Regions from separate parts of the Homo sapiens genome. Here all the other regions are linked to region 1. A link is a contact called in ENCODE Hi-C or POLR2A ChIA-PET data. All regions are on one chromosome and are shown on one strand. The core of a region is the stretch at or near the end of the contact, and the rest is flanking DNA. Distances in the headings are between cores, read along the strand shown. Region 1 holds the start of SEMA3F (semaphorin 3F). Region 2 holds the start of TMEM115 (transmembrane protein 115). Region 3 holds the start of MST1R (macrophage stimulating 1 receptor).

What was found. Hi-C counts contacts between places; a loop is a spot of excess contacts on that map. ChIA-PET counts read pairs that join two places held with the same protein, here RNA polymerase II (POLR2A). Pooled maps may share reads with other maps.
Region 2: a loop to region 1 is called in a pooled map, with 2.8 times the contacts of the local background. The contact joins the promoter of TMEM115 here to the promoter of SEMA3F in region 1. A Hi-C loop is called at or near these places in 6 of 50 pooled maps. POLR2A ChIA-PET finds 5 or more read pairs at or near these places in 4 of 52 experiments (AG04449, CD8-positive, alpha-beta memory T cell, HCT116 and 1 more).
Region 3: a pooled map shows a loop between it and region 1 (5-fold over the local background). The contact joins the promoter of MST1R here to the promoter of SEMA3F in region 1. A Hi-C loop is called at or near these places in 3 of 50 pooled maps. POLR2A ChIA-PET finds 5 or more read pairs at or near these places in 2 of 52 experiments (RWPE1 and WTC11).

Annotation. Positions count from the first base shown.
Region 1 is chr3:50,153,673-50,156,691 of GRCh38, forward strand. SEMA3F (semaphorin 3F) reads left to right here and starts at 1,652. Exons shown (of 19, transcript NM_004186.5): 1 at 1,652-1,892. LOC124909484 (basic proline-rich protein-like) reads left to right here and starts at 998. Exons shown (of 2, transcript XM_047449434.1): 1 at 998-1,024; 2 at 1,389-2,117. The coding sequence starts at 998. The coding sequence ends at 2,117. SEMA3F-AS1 (SEMA3F antisense RNA 1) reads right to left here and starts at 2,413. Exons shown (of 4, transcript NR_135301.1): 1 at 2,062-2,413. RefSeq lists silencers at 927-986, 997-1,136, 1,167-1,636.
Region 2 is chr3:50,358,126-50,360,941 of GRCh38, forward strand. TMEM115 (transmembrane protein 115) reads right to left here and starts at 1,396. Exons shown (of 2, transcript NM_007024.5): 1 at 88-1,396. The coding sequence starts at 938. It overlaps LOC127898564 (CYB561D2-LOC101928965), which reads left to right. Exons shown (of 5, transcript NR_183066.1): 3 at 1-551. RefSeq lists enhancers at 699-1,589, 1,316-1,615.
Region 3 is chr3:49,902,345-49,905,219 of GRCh38, forward strand. MST1R (macrophage stimulating 1 receptor) reads right to left here and starts at 1,529. Exons shown (of 20, transcript NM_002447.4): 1 at 36-1,529. The coding sequence starts at 1,265. RefSeq lists enhancers at 1-553, 554-1,227, 1,864-1,913, 1,902-2,574 and a silencer at 1,454-1,673.

The DNA.
Region 1 (3,019 bases), core at 402-2,901:
CCCTGCCTGTGCTTGGAGCATGAGGCAGCACTCTAAGTCCTGAGTCAGGAGACCCTCAGCAGGATCCCTAGTGCCCAGCTCCACCTTGCACTTGGAGTCAACCAGTCAATGGGTCAGAGGGAGAGAGGTCTTTTCCTGGAGGTCTTGCTAGCCAGGGAGAGAAGTGGGAGGAGGAAGAAGGCGGAGAGGAGGAGTGAGAAGAAAAAGAGAAAGGAGGAAGAGGGTAAAGAGCAGGAAGAAGGAGGAGGAAGAAGAGAAGGAAATGCATGGGGTGGAGGAAGAGAAGGGAGAGGAGGAGAGGGCAGAGAAGGAAAAATCCAGGAGAAGAGAGGAGAAGGAGGAAAAGGAGGGAGATGGAAAAGAGGGAGAAGAGGAGAGAGGAAGAGGGAGAAGAGAGGGGAGAAGGAAGGAGAGGCAGAGGGAGAAGAGGAGAAAGGAAAGAGGAGAAAGAGGAGGGCACAGAAGACAGAACAGGAAGAGGATGAAGGAGAGGACAAAGGGCCAACGCCCCTGGGAGCCTCCGCAGGGTGCCCGGGGCAGGGCTGAGAAGTGGTCCTGGTGGTGAGGCCATGACCTTGGAAAGTTGGGTTGGGCAGAGGGTCCCTTCCTGGGGTCACGGTAGGCCCTTCTCAGTTGCTGAGCCATTGGCTCATCACCAGGCCATTTGAAAGCAAATGTCCCCTTGAGGAGAGAAGGTGCTAGCTGATCTGGCCTCTCTAAGGTATGGAACTATAAGGAGAGTCTGTGGGAGCTGCTGGCCTGAAATAAGGGCTGGCGATTGAGGCGATCACGGGGAGTCGTTGAATGGCTGGAGAGAGCTGTGTGGCTGGGCTGCCCCCGACCTGGCCTAGGCTGGAGGCTGAGCCCGCGGGAAGGTCCGGCGGTGCCAGCCGTCCCAGGGGCTGCACCGCCACCTGCTGAGCAGCCCGGGCAGTCAGGGGTCCTGCGCCGCGGGGCCCACGCACGGGACCAGGGGCACGGCCGGCGGCGAGTGGGAATGAGGGACGCGGAAGGGGGTGCTCAGGTGAGCGCAGGCTCGTTGCTCCCTGGCGCTGCAGCCCTTCTCGCCAGGGAGTTGAATGCCCGGGTAAACACCAGGCGCGATGTGTGCGGTGTATTCACAGAGAGACAAAGCCAGGGCGGGGCGGGGGCGCCGCCCGCGAAGCGGGGGCGGGGGCGAGGGGTGCAGACTAGTCTCCCCCGGCGCGGGGTGCCCACCGCCTGGGAACCCTGAGCCCGGCCCACGGACAGGTGGAGCGGGGGCGGGGCGGTGGCTGGGCGGGTCCCGCCCCGGGGGTGGGGCTGGGCGGGCCGGGCGGGGCGGGGCTGCGCTATGCAAATGTCGCCCACGGGCGGCCAATTGCCGGCGCTCCCCGCGCGGCTCTGAGCGCCCCGTCCCGCCGGCGGCCGCGAGACCAGAGCGAGCGAACGAACCGCGGCGGTCCGGAGAGCCCCGAGCGCAGCGCAGGACCTGGGTACGCCGCGAGGAACCGTGCAGCCCAGCGCGGCCGCCCGGCCCGGGTCCAGCAGCCAGGAGAGCGCAGCGCTTCGAAGCCGAGTGCGCGCCACCGCCCGCGCCCCGCGCTGGGGAATGCGCCCTCGGCGCGCCGGCCAGGGGGCGCCCGCAGCCCACCCCAGGGGAGGCGGCCCCGAGCGCCCCTGAGCCTTCCCATGGCCCGGGCTGGGGCCCGGGCCCTCGGCTGCTGACGCGCCCGAAGCCCGCGGAACCGGTTAAGCCGCGGCCGCGGCGCCGATCCCGGCTGAGGCGCAGCGGCGAGAGGTCGCGGGCAGGGCCATGGCCCCGGGGGGCCGCTAGCGCGGACCGGCCCAACGGGAGCCGCTCCGTGCCGCCGCCGCCGCCCGGGCGCCCAGGCCCCGCCGCTGCGGAAGAGGTGAGTGCAGCGGGAACCGGGAGGGAGCGGGCAGGCGGCCGGGCCACCCCGCGACCCCTCTGGGACCCGCGGCACTGCAACTCCGCAGAAGTGTCCGGGGAGCGGGTCTCGTCGAGCCGGGGGGCTGCCCGCGGACATAGGGGCAACAAGGCTGGGGTGGGATTCTTACCTGTCCTGGAGGCCCGGACCCCTTACCTACGGGGCGGCGTATGGATGTGTGGATGATGTGGCCTGCGGGGTCACCCATGTGCAAAGCAACTTTTTCCTGCAAGGTTCTGGGTGGGTGCTCTCATACACCCCCACCTTCACGCTTCTGGAGCGGGAGTTCCGATCCCCCTTCTGCCTCAGCTCTCTCTCCCATTAACGCCCGAGGCAGCGCTCTTCCCCGTAGATGCGCTTGCCCTACCTCAGTGTCTCTACTTGAGGACTGGCCAGCCCGAAGGGAAGCGGTATACTGGCAGTCCCCACGTGGGGGGTCTCCCACATCAGCAGAGTGGGAGGACCTCCAGTCCTGAGGCATTTCTCCCAGCATTGTGCCAGCCCCTTGACCCCCAGCTGCCACCTTGGGTTTGCTTTTACAGCAGAGTCCTGCCTGGATTAGGGGCACGGCTGTATGTAGTGTGTAGGTGAGCTTGGAGAGCCTGCGGTCAATCCCTAGTTTGAACCAGGGGTCCCAGTGGTGAAGTGGGCAGGGGACAGCGGGGGCTTGGCGGGGTTGCCCCCAGCAGATGGGACAGGAGGGTATCAAAGTTGGCCTAGGAATGAGGCAGTGCTGGCGGGAGTTGGCTGGAGCTGGGGCTGGGGGCCCCACTGGATAAATAACTCCTAATTTTTGAGATAGCTGTGTTTTGCCACCAGAACATTACTGCTTGGGAGAGGTAAGGGAGACGCCAACCAAAGACACCAGTATGTCCACCCTGAAGCTGGGCCAGGTTGGGGACCTCTGTCCTCCTGAATTCACCCAGATAGTCTCCCAGTAGTTATCCTAGTTGCAGAGAAGGGAAAACTGCACCCAGGGGTTGGGAGCCCCATCTCAGCCCAGGGAGTTGGATGGAGCTGAGGCCTCTTCCCAGGCTACCCAAGGGGTGTGCCAGGACCCCGTAGGGTATAGTGTCTAGGCAGGCGGG
Region 2 (2,816 bases), core at 146-2,645, 200 kb after region 1:
CTATGTACAGCGAACACCTCAACAGATGGCATGTGACTCGACCAGTATGCTCCTAGCTTGACAAGATTTTGGAAAATTTCACAGTACCTTCTCCGCTCGGCGTCTTGAGGGTCTGTGCCTGGCAGGCTGATGGTGATGGAGGATGGGGCACCCACATCGTAGCGCTTCACCGTCTTCTGGCATATCTTTACCTTCACCAGGAGGCTGTGCACCAAGTTCGCCAGCAAACCCACCACAGGCTGCAGGATCTCAGGGAAGAAAGTGGCGAAAGCAAAGTGGTCAGCCATGTCCCCTCGGCCCCGGCTATGGCGCTGGTAGAAGCGAAGATATACCCAACTGGAGAGCAGCCCGAAGCCATAGGAAGCCAGCGCCGGGCTCTGGAGCAGCGTGGCGAGCCGCAGCAGGAGCAGCAGCGCCAGCAGCAGCATGGGCATCACACTGACGCGCACCTGGGGCACTCGCAGGACCACACAGTCCCCCATGGTTTGCTTGAGTGCCACCAGGACGCCACCTAGGAAGCCCAAGGCGCCGTGGATACGGACAGTGAACAGGTAGACCAGGTTGAAGGAAGCCATGTAGGTGAGGAGGTAGGCGAAGGCCCCCAGCAGCCCTACAGACACATTCACCACTGAGAAGAAGATGAGCAGCTCCAAGGCCCCCCAGAGGGGCTCCAGCAAACGCCCGGCCACCACCACCGTTGTCAGGCTGATGGCCACGTCCCACACATGCTGCTCCATCAGCCCATGGGTGGCCAGGGTCCAGATCCAGAAGTTGGGAGGAAAGAGGTAGCCCGGGGTGACCGCCAGGCAGCCTGTGTCCACGGCGAAGGAGAGCAGGTAGAGGAATAGTACCGCCGCACACAGAGCCTTCACCACCACGCTGGCGCTGGCCAGAATGGCCCCCAAGTGCTGGCGGGCGCCTGGCAGGGCACGTTGCATCTTCCTGGCGGCTGTCGGCCTGAGAAAAGGGTCTGGTAGGCCAGGGGCCTCCCCGGGGCCTCGTCCTAGTCCGGCCCCGATGGGAGGCCCAGGCCCGGCCTAGTCACTGGCCTATGGCCCTGGTAAAGGATCCGCTTCCGATCGGGTGGGGCTCTGGTCCCGAGGGGCCGAGTCGGGCCTTGTTGCCGGGCCGCAGCGTAGGCCCCTCGCCCGGGACCTGAGGGAAGGCCCTGGACGGCTGCGGCACGCCCGCCTACCCACCCTGTAGGCCCCGTGCCAGGCTAGCCTGGTTGGCGTTGACCTCAGGGCTGGGCCTCCTCCATCCACTGCGAGGCCCTTCGGTTCGCAAGGGGACTGGTGCCTCGTTCTGTACCCGAGTCAAGCCTGGTCAGCTCCCGCTCGGCCTGGCTCCTGGCTTCGACCGTACCTCTTCTCTCGGGGGGCCGACAAACAGGGGTGCTGCGCCTGCGCGTCCCCGGCGGCAGCGGGCTGTCCTCTAAGCGCCTGTCTTCCGGCTCCTCTGCATGCTGGGATACGGAGTCCTTGGTTGCAGCCGGGGAAGAGTTGAACAGGGTTCTGGCTAGAACTACAAGTCCCAGGAGGCCATGAGCACGGACCGGTCCCGTTGTGGTGAGCGCGGGGTGTGCTGGGAGTTGTAGTTCTCAGGGACCGTTTCCGTCGGTTCTCAGGAGGTGGGAAGGGATGAATTAGCATCTCTAACCCCTGAAAGCGGCGGTGAGGGTTCGGGAAGCAACACAGCTCTAGCCCCCACACTTGCTGAATTCCCTAGGAAGAGTAGCTCTATTTGTGCGTGTACCTCTGAGCGAGTGTGTCCTTGTTGGCTGGCGTGTGGGTAGGTGTCACTGTGTGAGAAACAGAACCTCCGTGGTCTGGTGAATGGGACCTGACCCAGGCTGGAACCCTTGCTCTGCCTCGGAGGCTGTGTGGCATTGGTTGGTTAAGTTCCTGAACCTTTTTGAAACTCAGTTTCATGGGCCATAAAATGTAGCTGATGACATGATCTTCCTGTCCTAATAATCAAAGGGGAAAGGGGTGTAAAATGCCAGTCCACCCTGGGTGCTCAGCGAGTGCTGCACATGTTGCCTTTTTTTGTTTGTTTTCTCCCACTTGGAAAAGTTTTTTGTTTGTTATTTCACGTTGCCCTTTTTCCAAGTGAGGTGGACCTGGAGCACGAACCTAGGGCTCCCTCCCGCATAGGGACGAGGCTGGGCAGCCCTCAGTGACCCTCCTCCCCACCAGGGACTTCTGATAACTGCGGAGGATGAGAGGTCTCTCTACAAGCCAGGTCTCTCCACAAGCCTGGGCTAGGCCTGTTCTGGTCCCACTTCACGCCACAGTGACTTCTGACAGGTTGTGTTCTGTGTCTTTTTTTTTTTTTTGTATATGGAGTTACTTTTAAAAAACTGTACATATAGGCTGGGCACGGTGGCTCACGCCTGTAATCCCAGCACTTTGGGAGGCTGAGGCGGGCAGATCACCTGAGGTCGGGAGTTTGAGACCAGCCTGACCAACATGGATAAACCTCATCTCTACTAAAAATACAAAATTAGCCAGGTGTGGTGGCACATGCCTGTAATCCCATCTACTCGGGATGCTGAGGCAGGAGAATCGCTTGAACCCGGGAGGCGGAGGTTGCGGTGAGCCAAGATCATGCCATTGCACTACAGCCTGGGCAACAAGAGCGAAACTTTGTCTCAAAACAAAACAAAAAGCTGTCCATATAATTAAAATAATTCTATGACAAAGTGCTTTTATAAAACACAGGATCCCTTCCTTTCAGCCACTGATTTCAGTGTGTGCTGATGTGTGCATGGCCTACAGGTTAAAAAGGGTGCTGATGCTTTTTTTCTGGGGTCT
Region 3 (2,875 bases), core at 279-2,778, 250 kb before region 1:
CAGCTCACAAGTAAGGGCCCCTTCTTTCAGCTTACCGGGTTGGGGCAAAAACTGGGCGACTGGAAGAAGTCGAGGCCTCGCCGGAGGCCTGGATGGACTGGGGATTCACAACAGCGCTCCACACCCTCATCAATTAGTGTGTCCAGCAGGTCAATGGGGAAGGCACAGACGACAGAGTTGGGGCCCACGCCAGGACCACCATCCTTGCCAGTCACAAAGACCCCAAATAGTACTTCCTGGCCCTCGGCGATGCTCAGCTCAGTGGCAAGTTGGGCACCCACTGGAGCGGAGTGGGCCACCCGCAGCACAGGGTAGGGCTGTCCGCCTTCTGGGGCCCCCCGGCGCCTGCGTTTTGGAGCAAATCTGCAGTCGAGGACCAGCTCCCGATAGTCACCCAACTCTGGCTCAGTGGCGCTAAGCCGTGCCAGGCGTGTGTGCAGGGCACTAGGATCATCTGTCACGCTGGCCGGCTGTACAGTCAGGAAGTATACGAAGGCTCCCGTGTGGAAGCTGTGCACGTATTCAATACTGTAGGAGACAAGATGCTTGGGCAGCACTGACAACGCCACAAAGCCCGGTGCGAATCCCGAGGCGTCAGCCTTGAGACGCCTGATAGACACTGAGCGTGGGCTGAAGCTGGCAGCCACGGCTGCGTCCAGTGAGGATGCCACGTAGAAATAGGAGGCCTGGCCTTGCTCAACCACAGTTACACGGGTGCCCAATGGGCTGGCCACACAGTCGGGGCAGTCATCGGGCCGGTTATGGTGGGCTGAGAAGAGGCAGGCTGGCGCTGCCAGATGCACGGCTGTCCCTTGGGGCTCTAGGTCATGCAGGAAGCAGCGGCCCTGCAGGCTGGAGCCACAACTGACCAGCGCAGGCAGCGCGGGATCCAGCACCAGCACCTTTGTGTCTGTGTCACCGGGAGGGCCGTGGGGTCCTGGGCCACAGGCTGCACACGTCTGGCAGCCAGGGTCTCCAGCAGGGCCCGTGGCCAGGCTCTGGACAGACTTCAGGTCAGGCCCAAGCACATGCAGGCGATTGCGTATGGCTACAAACACAGCACTCTCATTTCTGTCGCCCTCGTAGGTCACCATGGCCTGTACCAGGCCTCCGGCGGAGAAGCTGGGCACCACGTACTTCACGTCAAAGTCGCGAGAGGCCGCGTAGGGGGTGCGCGGGCACTGCCAGTCCTCGCCCGCCGCGGGCTTGGCAGGCAACAGCAGCAGCAACAGGAAGGACTGAGGCAGCGGCGGGAGGAGCTCCATCGAGGCGAGCTGGGACCCTAGAGGATCCCTACCGGCCTGGGCCTGGACCTGGGCGTGGGCCTGGCTGGGGGCCCGACTCGAGGTCTGGACTGGGCCAAATTTAAGCAGCGGTCCCGACAGCCCCAAGATAGCGGACCCCCGCCCCAGGTTCCTGTGAAACCCAAATCCCTTCCCGGCCCTCGGGTCTGAGCACCTGACGCCTGCGGACGCACGACAGCAACGCCCCAGCCGCCTCACCTGCCGCCCCAGCCGCCGCTGTACACTGGCGCTTAGCGCTCAGCCGACCCGAGGGCGCCGGGCTGGGCGGGCGGAGTCGGGCCGTGGGGGCGGGGCCGCGAGGAAGGCTTGGCCTAGCCCAGGCCCTCCGCCCATCCGACTCTTCCGGCCCTTGGAGGCCTGGCTCCTGTACCTTCACCTGGCGTCTTGGCGCCTTTTTCTCAGCGGCCTGTGGGTGGATGTGCATGGTGTGGCCTGGAGAGAGGTGAGCCAGTCTGAGCCGTCCCATCCCATCCCCCCACTACCGACTGGTTCGCAGCGAGAAGGGGGGCAGGACACTGGGCTCTTTGCTTGCGGTGGAACTAGTTTGCACTTAGTAGCAACACCCTCAGTGGCTGGTGCCCAGAGGTGGCCTGGGGGCCCACCATGTGGAGAACAGAGACCAGGATTGTGTGGAAGACCAGAGGGGAGATGTGGGGCACTTACAAGAGATGTTATGGGGCGCCACCCTTTGTGGGAAAGGACTGTCCTTTTTTTTTTTTGAGAAGGAGTCTTGCTCTGTGGCCCAAGCTGGATTGCAGTGGCGCGATCTCGGCTCACTGCAAACTCCGCCTCCCAGGTTCAAGCGATTCTCCAGCCTCAACCTCCTCCTGTCTCAACCTCCTGAATAGCTGGGATTACAGGCGCGCACCACCACACCCGGCTAATTTTGTATTTTTAGTAGAGACAGGATTCACAGTGTTGGCCAGGCTGGTCTCAAACTCCTGACCTCAGGTGATCCGCCCGCCTCAGCCTCCCAAACTGTTGGGATTACAGGCGTAAGCCACCGCGCCCGGCCGGGACCATTCTTCCATGTGCTTCTCCTGAGCTATCAGCGACAAGATGGTGTCAGAGGAAGGTGTGTTATGCCCTGCTCTCCCAGGGCCATAAGGGTCTTAGGATGGGATCTGGCCTTGCTGACTGGACCTCAGAGTCAGAGAGGCACGTAAGTGGAGGCCCATACCTCCTCTGCAGCCTCAGTATATGGAAGCTGTATAATGGGGTCCACAGTATGGGCCTTGGGGACTCCCCCTTCCTTCCTGGCTCTACCCAGTGCCCCCCTGATATGGAGGAATCATGGGCTTTGGCTCTCAGGACACTTCCAACATGCTCTGTAGGCCTTGCTGGATCTTATTCTCTTCAATGAGAATGTAGTTCTGGGCTGGGCACCGTGGCTCATGCCTGTAATCCTAGCACTCCTTTGAGGGGCCAAGGCAGGAGGATTGCTTGAGGTTAGGAGTTCAAGACCAGCCTGGGCAACATAACAAAACTCAACAAAACAAAAAAACTGCTAAAAATGTTTTTAAAATAAAATATGTGACCGGGCGTGGTGGCTCACGCCTGTAATCCCAGCA